Regions from separate parts of the Mus musculus genome. Here region 1 is linked to region 2. A link is a contact called in ENCODE Hi-C or POLR2A ChIA-PET data. All regions are on one chromosome and are shown on one strand. Each heading gives the region's core, a stretch centred on a gene start or an enhancer-like site at or near the end of the contact. The rest is flanking DNA. Distances are from core to core; before and after follow the strand shown.

Evidence for each region. Hi-C counts contacts between places; a loop is a spot of excess contacts on that map. ChIA-PET counts read pairs that join two places held with the same protein, here RNA polymerase II (POLR2A).
Region 1: a map of heart shows a loop between it and region 2 (3-fold over the local background). The contact joins the promoter of Slc5a3 here to the enhancer-like site in region 2. A Hi-C loop is called at or near these places in 5 of 37 maps with a recorded cell type or tissue (heart and left cerebral cortex). POLR2A ChIA-PET finds 5 or more read pairs at or near these places in 4 of 5 experiments (Patski and embryonic stem cell).

The regions. Positions count from the first base shown.
Region 1 is chr16:92,055,189-92,061,177 of GRCm38, reverse strand. It overlaps Slc5a3 (solute carrier family 5 (inositol transporters), member 3), which reads right to left and starts at 2,856. Exons shown (of 2, transcript NM_017391.3): 1 at 2,698-2,856. Mrps6 (mitochondrial ribosomal protein S6) reads right to left here and starts at 2,842. Exons shown (of 3, transcript NM_080456.1): 1 at 2,698-2,842. The coding sequence starts at 2,742.
Region 2 is chr16:92,017,438-92,023,919 of GRCm38, reverse strand. No RefSeq gene overlaps it. Among named protein-coding and RNA genes, the nearest start is that of Gm36905, 23 kb to the right of the region's middle. Within about 2 kb of position 4,281, at least 1 of the 3 ENCODE cell types and tissues checked has a DNase peak (open chromatin) inside an H3K27ac peak, as active enhancers do.

The DNA.
Region 1 (5,989 bases), core at 1,607-4,106, 39 kb before region 2:
GCTCACTGCCCCACAGGCAATCCTTGGGAGAAGACGCTGCTGGCATCTGCAGCTTGGTGTTCCCTCTGCAGCTCTGCCCTTCCTGTTTTCTCTCCTGAAGCCATTAGAAGCCTGGATAGGAGCTTCCAGTGTCAGCCAGTGTCAGCAGCTCTCCTAGTAAGGCACCTAAGGCTGTTGGTCCTAAGCAACTACCTTTCCCATGGCTTGTCAGCACCCCCAGAGCCCAACTCACATCCGCCGTGCCATTCTACCATACTCCTCAAGTTTTTATCCTGGTTTTTATGCCAGAGAATACAAAATTACAACTTTGAAATAGCATTAAAATCAAAGTGCACAATCTTGAGGACTGTGGTCTGCACCTGTAAACACACAAACCTCGAAATGCATCAAAAACAAGGGCTCGTGAGAATCAAGCCAACTGCAGACTGAGGAGACAGCCCTAGAATTTTTACAACGTCTATCCTGAGGTCTCAGCCTGAGAACTCTCACAGGCAATCTGCTACAAAGGCACTCACTATGCTATGTCAACATGCATCTTTACATTTAAACTCTAAAAGCTCAATTGAAGTAAGTCAAGCCTGAAGTCAAGGACAGTAAAATAAAGTAAGAGTCACAATAGGGAAGACAAACTAAGACTGCTTTGTAGGCATAGGAGAAACAAGAGTACAATGCTGGGTGGGAGACAGGGTCTCTAGGAGACTGCAGTCAGTCTCTCAACTCCCTTTTCTGCTTCAGCGCCTGCTTACTCCCAGCCCTGGAACACAAGGCTCTTGGAGGAGAGGAAGGAGGGAGAATGCCGTCACATGGAAGGGTGCACTATCAGGCATCCAACATGCATCTCAGAACTCTGTTTAGAAAGCCTTCCCGCTACAAAAGCTAACTGTCCTAGGTGGGAGCTGTGGCTTCCTAAACACCTGCTCTAGGTGTTCAAACCACTGTGCCATTTTCTTTTAAAACAAAGTGCATTTTCCTTTACACCCACAAGTACATACCCTGTAAGAATTCAGTTTTCTAAAGCTGAAAGCAAAAAAAAAAAAAAAAGTCTAGTCTCTGCACATCTTTACTTGTTTACAACCTTCTCAAAGTCAGAACGAAAAACCGAGGGTTGTCATTTTATCTAGTTTCTTTGGGTCTGTAAGGATCTTCACACATCTTCCACACTATGTTTAAGCACCTCTCTTCCGTCTTCACTCTTCTCTAAGGTGCTTTGAACCTACCCTCAGGCCAAGATTTTGAGCAGGTTACACCCGACTTTTGAATCAGAGTGAACACATATTCACATCATGGTAAAATACATTTAGCCAGTGTACTGGGCAGCCATGCTAAGCAAGAGTCTCTCATTCAAAGGAGTGCAAAGGGTCACTGCTACCTCACACCTTGAGGGAATGAATCTTGGTGGTCACATTTTTTCAGTTTCTAACATTACCTAAAAAGTATAAAGGGAGGCTTAAGTAATTTCCATTTAATCAGAAACAGTCCCTTTTTAATACTTTCTCGACCCTGACCCCTCTGTTGTTCCTATTCTTTTAACTCTGTAAAACCCAATGAGGAAGGAAGGTAGATAAAGTATTACCCAGAGGTGAGACAATGTTCTCCCGGAGCCAGGGAGTCAGTAAGCTTGGGGGCACAAACTTCAGGACCATCAGGTGGCTCTGGTGTCCTTTCCAAGCCAACCCTGTACAAGGCACACCGAACAATCTCCTCCTGCTGCCTGACTGTTAGCTGTTCACCAGAGCCTAGCCCGTGACCCCTGGCTTAAGTTGATTCAAACTGAAGCCACTACTTGAAATTGACCCAAAGCCTACATGCCCAGGGCTAGAAGAAAGCTGCTTCCAAACGCTCAAAAAAAGGACAACGGTTGCTTTTGTTTTCTTTTAAACTGTACCTGCTAGGGAAGGAGAGTGCGTGAAAGCACACTACATTACCGAATTCTCTCAGAAGAATGGGGATTTCAGCGACGACTGACTGACTCAGAACATAGCTGCCTCCGCCGGCCGCCGACCCCAGTCCGTGACCCGGCTGCTGGTGGTTTATCATCCCTCCAAACCTGAAAGTCCCTACCTCCAGATCAATCAAAAGCTGGGGGAAGGCATGTCTTCGGAAACACAAGCAAGGCCACAACTTGGATGAATAAAACTGGGCTAAGGGCACCCGGAGCAGGATTTCCGCTGGAGTCAGAAAAAGAAAGGTCAAAAGATTTTTTTTTTCTTTTTGGTGTGATAGCGGTGACAAGTGCGTGGGTACACAGCCGGCACTGGCGGGCTTTGGAGGAAGGCTGTAACTGATCGCGGACGCTGAGGGCAGGCGATCGGGACCAGCGGCCGGCGGGGACGACGAGCAGCTTCTCGACGCGTGGGCGCAGAGCGGGGCTGGCCTGGGTTCTCGCGCGTGTGTCCTCCCGCAGTCCTTCCATCGGACTCCGGAGAGCCGGGGTCCGAGGCCCGCCCCGCCCCCTGCTCGGCACACCCCCTCCCGCGACCGCGCACACGCGCGGGCATACACACCCCCCGCCTCCCGCGCGCACGCGGCCGCGCCGAGCGCCTGACCCACGCGCCACCCCCCCACTTTGCGCCCGCGACCACCCGCGCACCGCGCGAGAGGACCCGGTGTCCAGCAGGCAGGACACGCGGGACTGGGAGGCCTAGAGGCGGCGGGGCGCGCCCGCGCGGGAACTCGGTCTGAGGGAAGGTCACTTACCCGCCGCATGGCTTTCAGAATCAAAGCCAACTCGTAGCGGGGCATCGCCCAGGTTGGCGGCGCCGAGTCCAGGAGAGCCGGGGTCGCGAGGGCGGGGACGCGGGGCGCAGAGGAAGACGAGAGAGGAACACGGCCGGTCAGCTCCCGGACGGCGAAAGCACCGTGCGACCCCGCGAGGCCGGGTTTAAAGGCTCCGGCAGCTGCGCAGACGGCTCGCCCCGCCCACCGAGAGCCCCGCCCACCCGGCACCGCCCCGCCCCTCTCCCGGAGGGCGCCTTGCACTTGCACCTCAACGGCTTCCTGCTTGCCCTCCCGGGCCGTGTCTGTGTCCCCCGAGCCTGCGGAGCGTGGACACGGTCTCGAGCAGCCCGTCGGAGGCCGTCTCCTCGCTCGGCACGCACCCGCTCCCCGCCGCCTCCGCGCCTACCAACCTTGGGCTCTGGAACCCGGTGGAACTTTCCAGGCCTCCCCGCCCACCCTCCCTTCCCGGGTGCTAGGCGAGCGAGTGCGCGTGCGCCGCGGTGCGGTGCGGTGCGATGCGGTCTGGCTGCTGTGTGCCCCTCGCCCGCGTCTCCAGGGAGGAAGGCGGGGTGCTAAGGAGTGACTGCTGCACCAAGCCGCAAAGAAACAAGCCTGGAACCGAAGGGCTATGTAGGCATTTGCTGTGTGTGCCTAGCCTGACCCAGAAGCAGGTTAATGCTTCGACTCTCGCCAGTTATTCTTTAAATATTATCCTTGCTTTTCTGGTAAAGGAAACTATGGATTCCCTGAAACACAGGAGTAAGGAGGGGCTTCGTAGAGGGTCCCAGGTCCAGCACTCCACAGCGCGCGCGCACACACACACACCCATACACGCACATATAGAGCTAACTCGGGACTCCCCTCCTTCTGCCCCTGCTCCTGTTTCTTAGCTCTGGAAGGCACTAATTCCGCTGCAATGGTTGTCTTCTGCTCCCACCTTACTCCAACTAAAAGGGTCTTTAAGTGAAATGTTCTTGTAACTTTAAAGTGCTCTAATAATAATTTACTAATAATTTACTGAGGGCTTACTGTCTGTAGCAGGCACGACACTGAGGCTGTTTGTTCTCACTTTAGCTCTGTGAAGCAAATCGTACTACTCGCCCTATTTTAGGTATTAGCAAACAGAAAAATGCAAGGATAATTTAATTAGTCCAAGGTCAAACACAAACGCGTGGAAAGAAAATTTTGTGTCCAGAATGTCTGAAGAATAGTTTCACTGCCTACACTTATGAACCTCACCCCGTCCCCCATCTTACAGGCCAAGATGTTGGTCTTACTCAGTGGCGTTGGACGTCTTTGTAAAGCACACATGGAGACTATCTTTGTCACCTCCTCCACAGACCAATCTCCACAGAAGATTATGGTTTTGAATACAACCTAGGATACCTGGTTTTTTTAACATTTTCATTAACATTTCAAGGTTTGTCCTGTGCCCTTCAACACAAACTACAAAACCACCTACTTAGCATCAGCCACACACCTGGTTGGTTGGATTGTTTTGTTTTGGTTGTTGTTGGGGGTCTTTTTAGTTTGTTTGTTTTGGTTGGTTGGTTGTTTTTTGTTTTTAAGCAGCATGCTACCAAAAAAAAAAAAAAAAAAAAAAAAAAAAAAAAAAAAAAAAAGACACAGAAGGAAGAAAGAATTTCTGGACATTGAGACGAGAATTCCAGATCTGTGTGACATCCCACTTAAACTGTCCTTCCTGTGGCCCAGTTTAGGAATGTGAAGATAAGAGTCTCACGTGGTTGAGCCAAGCCAAACACCAAGCAACACCCTGAGGTGACCAGCCTGGACTGCCTCCCGTTGGAAGCACCACAGCTTTTCCCTGATACCCAGGGACCAGTGAAGTCCTAGTTCTCTAGACAAATGGGGTGAGGAAATTAGCCTGACTGAACAATGCCTCAGGGCAGACAGCACCCCACAACCCTCCCAAGCTGTTGGCCACCCACAGACTCATCCCATTTCTTAACGTGGAAAAGAAATCAGCTATCCTAAGTCCCCCGCCCCTTTCAGAGTTTTAAATAAGTGGCTATGGCTTTGTTAATTTTATTGTTAAAATTAATGCTGATGCAAATTGAAATTTATCAAAAATAATTTTAAACTATTTATACTGTTGGGTAAGCATGTAGAATCATAAGCCATTTCTATAGTATTTAATTTATTGATCTTTAAAAAATATCTTTTAGGATCTTGGGAAAAAAGATCTAATACGGTAGATACGTAAGATTTTATTGGCCAGAGGTTTTGGCTAATTTTCAAGTAAAGCTTTCTGAGGAGTCATAGGAAGAGAGAGTAAAGGCAAAAGTTGAAATCCAAGGTGCTCTGGTCAGTTCATCCCCTTGCCATCTCATCTTCTACTACTGTATAAGGAGAGATTTGACCTTGAGCTTTTCACCATAATTCTCAAGATAGCTGACTATCGTCATCATCACCATCACCATCATCACCATCATCACCAGACCTAACATTCTGCCATTCATTGTGAGCCAGGAAGTGCTTTTCATGTATTAATATTCATTTCTGCCCAGGCCGTCACTACCACATGTCTCCAACAGTACCCAGACCTGCTCTACCCCTTTGTCTGTGTCTGCCCAGGCCGTCACTACAGGGTCTCCTCACCTGTCCAGGAGCAGTTTCCCAGGATCCTGGCTGCCATCTTTTTTTTTTTTAATATTTATTTATTTATTTATTTATTTATTTATTTATTATATGTAAGTACACTGTAGCTGTCTTCAGACACTCCAAAAGAGGGCATCAGATTTCGTTACGGATCGTTGTGAGCCACCATGTGGTTTCTGGGATTTGAACTCAGGACCTTTGGAAGAGCAGTGGGCACTCTTAACCGCTAAGCCATCTCACCAGCCCAACCCCCCCACCCCCGGCTGCCATCTTGATGGTCTCTTCCCAGTCCCTTTCCCCTCCCTGTCCCTGAATGTGGCTGTTCTCCAACAGAGGCAGCCAATGTCCTATGATTAAAGGACAATGGTAACTAGGATTAAAGGCATGAGGGGGCCATATCCTGAGTTCCTGTAATTCAAGTGCATTAGAATTTGGCTGGTATATTAGTCAGGGTTCTCTAGAGTCACAGAACTTATGGGTAGTCTCTATATAGTAAAGGAATTTGTTGATGACTTACAGTCTGCAGTCCAACTCCCAAAAATGGTCAGCAGCAACTGTGAATGGAAGTCCAAGGATCTAGCAGTTGCTCAGTCCCACAGGGCAAGCAGGTGAAGGAGAGGGAGAGTAAATCTTCCTTCTTCCAACGTCCTTA
Region 2 (6,482 bases), core at 3,032-5,531:
CTGTCTTTCTAACTGAAATAAAATGTCTACTATGTGAAATAAGTAGTTTGGGGGGAAAAAATAATGTGTTAAACTTGTGATTTCTGAATGAGTGGGGAATCATCCAAATAAAAAAATCAAAAAAAAAAAAAAATTCAAAAATGGAACTACTGTGTGATCCAGAAATCCCCTACTCCTGGGCATATATTCAAGAGAAATGAGATCACTGTGCAAGCCATATATGTGTTCCTGTGTGACAGTATCTGATATAGCCAAGCTGTGGAATTAACTCCAACGTCTATGGTCATCAACTTGACAGGTCCTAGATTCACCTAGGAGACCAGCCTGGGGCTGTCTGGAGGGATTATGTAGATAAGGTTGCCTGAGGTGGGAAGAGACTTAGGGGTAGCAGCATTCTATGGGCTGAGGTCAGGAACAGAACAAAAAGAAGAGATGGCCAGCATCCATTGCTCTCTGCTTCCTGACAGCCCATACACTGTGGTCAGCTGCTTCAAGCTCCTGCAGCCATGACACCCCTGCCATGATGGGTTGTGCCTCAGCTGTGAGCCAAAATGAACCTTTCCTTCCTTGAGTTGCTTTCAGCCAGAGTATTTTATCACAGCAACAGGAAAGAAAAAACTAACACAACATCTACGAACAGATACACAGATGAACACAACACTGTAGACACGTGTATGTGAGCATGTGTGTGTGCATACGTGTGTCTATAGGACATCTTCGTTCGGGTGTTTAAAAGAAGGGACCCTGACATTCCAAACCACACCGGTGCACTTGGAGGTTGGCTGGTGCTGAGTGAGATAAGCCAGCCCATGAAAAGCAAATGAGTGACCTCATATTAGACACTGCGTAGGAGAAAGCTGAACTCAGAGAAGCAGAGAGAGGAGTTGTAGTTCCTAGAATCTCGGGGAGGAGAGAGAGGGGAGGGAGGGGAGGGAGGGGAGAGTGATGGGAAAGCATGGTCGGTAGGGACAACATTTCAGTCAAATGTGATAAGCGGCTCCCTGAGCACGCCCAGCATGGTGGCCGCCTAACGAAACTATATGATGAACTCTAAATCTGTTAAAGGAGCTGACCTCAGCGTTCTCGCCAGCCACACACAAGAAACCATAACTGCACCCGGCGATGAACATGTTAATTAGCTTCTTTAACTCAACTGCGCCTACTTGGCACAGCTCTGGATCTTCTCTTGCTTGAGAGAGCTGCCTGGACTCTCCTCCTTTTCCTCCCCAGCCCTTTGCCCTCTCCTGCCTGGGGCACCATTTGCTGTGAAAACTGAGGCTCCTTTCAATGGGGCCTCTTGTGACTTCCTTGTTGCAAAATCTGCGGACACTTTACCTTCCTGGATTAATTTCTTGGGGCTATGATAATAAATGATCCCAAACTAGGTGGCTCAAAACCGTCGAAAATTATTCTGGCACAGTTTGGGGCCGGGGGAGAGGGTTGCAGAAGTCTAAGCAGGGCCTGAAGGATGCAGCTCCCTGCATGGATCTAGACTAAGACCTTTGCAGCTGAGCCCCAGCCCCAGCCCCAGCCCCAGCCCCAGCCCCAGCCCCAGCCCCAGCCCCAGCCCCAGCCCCAGCGTACAAAGCTGTGTCCAACTTCTTATGAGAACACGAGTCATCAGATGGGCTTATCATGGCCTCCTGTACACGTGGTTATATCTGTAATGCCCCTTTCCCAGCTAAGGCCACACTCACAGACAGCCAAGGGCAACACTTAGAACATTCCTTTGGGGAAACCACCTGACTCACACTGAACTTGCCCTGGCATGCCCCTCTCTTCTTGAGCTACCCTGCTCTTCCTTGATAGCTCTAAAACTTGCCTATTTTCTTCCTTAGTCTTCCTCCCCGCCCCCCTTGCTTATCCTTCTAGGAAAAGTTTTTTGATGGAGTTTTCCCTGGGCATACCCTTTTCTCAGTTATCTGGACAATTCCAAACCACCCAGTTGTGGTTGCGTATCTCCCAAGGGTCCATGATTGGAGGCTTGGTTTCCAGGGGCCCAAGGGGAAGGCAGTAGGCGGGGTTTTTTAAGGTGGTGGGAGGAGCTAGTGGCCCAGCTCTGGGTTATTGTGGGGTATTCTCAAAGGGAAGTAAGGTCAGGGCCGTCTGGCTCACTCACTCGGCTTCTTGGTGCCCTCTGTGATCTAGGCTCCACCAGCTGCCCCGTGCCATGAGATCTTCACCAGAACTGAATCCACACCATGCCTTCGAAGTGCCAGGAGTGTGAGCGAGAGTAAATCTCTCCTCTCTACTGAGTCGGCTGCCTCTGGCATTTCATTGTAGGAATACAAAACATTGGTGCAAGAAGGCAGTAGAGTTTTCTGGAAAGCCACACGTCCCTGTGGCTTTGATATAACAGATGGGTATAGGCTGACCCACCTGTATACGTGCTCACAAAACATTTAGCTATGCGACGGTTTATTTTGATTGTTAAGTTGATAGGATTTCATATCACTGTTACCGACAAATCTCTGGGCACCTCCGTAAGAGATTATCTAGACTACTTAGTCTAGATTAACCGAGGTGGGAAGACGGTCCTTAATCTGTGCTGTTCTAAGTGCTGGGGTCGTAGCTTGAACAAAAGGAAAAAGGTAACTGAGTGGAAGTCTCTGTCACCGTGTCTTCTGACTATGGGTGAAATTTGATGAGCAGCCTCACAGCTGCCACCATGTCCCCTCCATGAGGGCTTCCCCCAGAGGGACTTCCCTCCAGCCTTGAGCTAGAGCAACCCTCCCTTCCTCCAGTTGCTGTGGTCAGATATTATGCTACAGGAATGAGGAAATGAATTAATACAGGACGGATGGGCCACCTAAACCCTCTCCATTCTTAACCTGTCCTGCCTCCTCCGCAGGCTCACCTTCATGAATCGCACCATCACCCATGCTGCTCCTTGACTCTGACTCTGCTCTTCCTCTCCTCACAGAGCCTTCTCTCTCCGTCGTTCTCCGCTGCCAATCACTATGGAGGACCGTCCACTCACCTGGACATGAACAGAACTTCCCCGTTTGTGAAGAAACCAGGTCTCACCTTCCCTTCCATAGCTGGTTATTTGAACGTCCTTTTGACCCTCAGGATAAAAATTTGCAGCGCCGGGCGTGGTGGCGCACGCCTTTGATCCAAGCACTCGGGAGGCAGAGGCAGGCAGATTTCTGTGTTCGAGGCCAGCCTGGTCTACAAAGTGAGTTCCAGGACAGCCAGGGCTACACAGAGAAACCCTGTCTCGAAAAACCAAAAACCAAAAACAAAAACAAAATCAGATTTGCCAACATAGCCTTCACGATGCATGCAGCTTACCTCCCTCCATCTCTCCACGTTCCACCCACGTGTTACCACCCACGCCAAAGCTGCCCACTCACAACTTGAGGGGGGCCGCGGGGAAGCGGGGGGGACGACGACGACGACGACGACACTTGGTCTGCCATTAAATATGCCCTGCTCCTTAGTAGTGCTTACTATATGTTTGTTGAGCAAACACATCAATTGGCAACTTAGGTCATTTGTCATATAAAACTGAATGGTACCTATAGTGATGGACTTCACGTTCTCCACCACTGTCCTGTTTGAGAAAGGCAAGATCCCTGAGGCCTTCAATCAGGTTTGTCACTGACAGACTTTCAACCCCGGTCCTCACATCTCCACAAGCAGTAAGCTTTCCAGAGAGCTCTCCTGCCTTCCTTCACCAATGTGTAAGCTACTGCTATTCTGGCTGAAGTGTGTGTGTTCAGTTTTCACTGCTCTACCCTGGGTCCCATGGATTCATCACCGCAGAAAGTGGTTACCAATTGCTAACGCTGACTCAAACACACACGCACACACACACACACACACACACACACACACACACACACACACGTGAGATATTTTAGAACCTCTGATGTAGCCGCTTCAGTTTGCTCATGTTCTAAAGCTATTTTTCAGGACATTTAATGCTCTCCTCCAAGTAGGCATTTAGCTGATCCACTCAGAGGACCACAGAGCTGAGATCAATTGAATGACTTTCTTCTCTGAGCTGTAGTTGCCTCCTCAATATGTTAATTTTACCCTGTGGGGTTCCTAAAAGAAGATGGCAGGAACTAGTTAGCAATAATTGAAATCTCCATCCACTGGTCGACCCACACTTGATAATTTGTCAGTCAGTTGAAACAAAAGGAGCCAAGTATGAGAAAACTGAGGAACAAACGCTGCCTTGTGTGGTGCGGGGCTGGGCCACGGGGTGTACCGATGACCCCACCAGAGTCTCCCTTGCTTCGAGCTTTGATGGCTTGAGCCCCCGCTGTGCTCACTCGGTGAGGTGACGATGCTGGGCTGGCGGCGGAACTTGGTAGTTTTCCACTTTGGGCTCTCAGGGCTCTTATCCTCTTTGGCTCTTTGTCACTGGGCGCCATAAAAAAAAAAAAACAAAAAAAAAAAAAACAAAAAAAAAAAAACCGCCCACTGCAGGGAACTAAACGCTGCTCCTGCCACCCACCAACCATCGGCATGTGAGGAGGATTTGCGAGTTCACATACTCGGTCCCTTTGTTTTCTCGAGTTTCTGTCTCCATAAGCACCTCCGAGCAAGCAAGCAAGCAAGCGGAACTGCTGCTCTGTGGCTTTTGTGTTGGTGGCTTCCTTCCGACCTCCACCCCGGGTCCTCAGGCAGCAGAGTTAACTATTTGGATGAAGAGCAGTTTGTGGAATGGATGCAAAGACAGCAAAAGTCAGCCTGGATGCTTTGCAAGGAGACAGGGCTTTGCGTCCCTCAGACTGAATAGAAGAGACAAGGGATAAACATTTTTGTCTTTCTAGGGGGAAGAAGCTTTCTCAGGGAGTTAGAAACTCCTGCAGCTCACCCTGCTCCTCATGATACCTGCATCCTGCATCCTGCTCCCATTTTACAGGGCCCCTAGAAACTTCCATTTCCCTCCATTCTTCCGATTCAAAGAACACAAATGCTTGGGCGCCTTTAGGAGGTGGGTTCTTTAACCACCACAGTTCCTTGCAATGCAGAAGAGAGAAAAGAAAATTCTCTGCAGTAGTTTTTCCTTTCTGTTTGAGAACTATGGAAAATTTTTACTTAGAAATAAAAGCTAGACAATTTTCTTAAGATGAAAGACAACAAGACACCCTTAGAAACAAACTTCAGAAGGGGAAAAATGGTACACTACTACACCTTTTTAGAAATGTCTCTGGGGGACAGTTGAGGCAGGGTCTCTTTACATAGCCCTGGCTACCCTGGAAGTCACTCTATAAAACAAGCTGGTCACAAACTCACAGCCAGCTGCCTACTTTTGTCTCCCAAGTACTGGGATTAAAGGTATGTGCCACCATAGCATCTAATATAATAAAAGCAAAGGGTTTTAGTTATATGTATATCCCTCTGTACTGGCTAGTTTTGTGTCAACTTGACACAGCTGGAGTTATCACAGAGAAAGGCGCTTCAGTTGAGGAAATGCCTCCATGAGATCCAGCTGTAAGGCATTTTCTCAATTAGTGATCAAGGGGGAAAGGCCCCTTGTGGGTGGGACCATCTCTGTGCTGGTAGTCTTGAGTTCTATAAGAGAGCAGGATGAGCAAGCCAGGGGAAGCAAGCCAGTAAAGAACATCCCTCCATGGCCTCTGCATCAGCTCCTGCTTCCTGACCTGCTTGAGTTCCAGTCCTGACTTCCTTTGGTGATGAACAGTAGTATGGAAGTGTAAGCCCAATAAACCCTTTCCTCCCCAGCTTGCTTTTTGGTCATGATGTTTGTTAGAAACCCTAAGACACCCCTAGAAAAGTATCCCCTTGGCCTCAGTGTCACAAGAAAAAAAAATTAGTCAAACAAATGTAAGCAAAGAATTCCAGGAACTAACTTGCTTCCTGGAGGCTAACCCAGAGGTCTGTGCTGAACCATCCTTCCCGGTGATCGTGGACCCAAGTGCAGAGAACTCTGTCTTTCCTCACTAGTGGGGAGCAAGGGTGTGGCCAGAACATGCCTTGGAGTTAGTGCTTGACTCAAATAGGAAGAGGAGGCCTTTCCTAGTTCCTTGTGACGCTTTCTGCTTCTCTCTTGTGAGTTTATCTGCCAAGTGAGACTATATGAAGCCAGCGCCCCAAGTCTGGGAAATCCAACCAACCATTGCTTGAAAGCTTTTTGGCTTTGTTTGTGAAGTTGCATCAGTGATGGAGCTGGAGAGGTGGCTCAGTCAGTAAAAAGCATGGAGTGCTCTTGCAGAGGGCCAGAGTTTGGTTCCCAGCACCCACACCGGGTGGCTCACAACTTCATGTAACTCTAGCTCCAAGGGATCTGATGCCCTCCTCTGGCACCTGCACTTTACACACACACACACACACACACACACACACACACTGAATCTTTTTAAAAAATCAACTTGAGCTGCATCTGATACTGAGGAGCTTGCTGTGCAAGCCTGAGAACTCGAGTTCAAATCCCCAGATCCCACAGAAGGCTGGCTGCAGTAACACAGACATTTGTAACCACTGTACTCACACAGGAGGGTGGG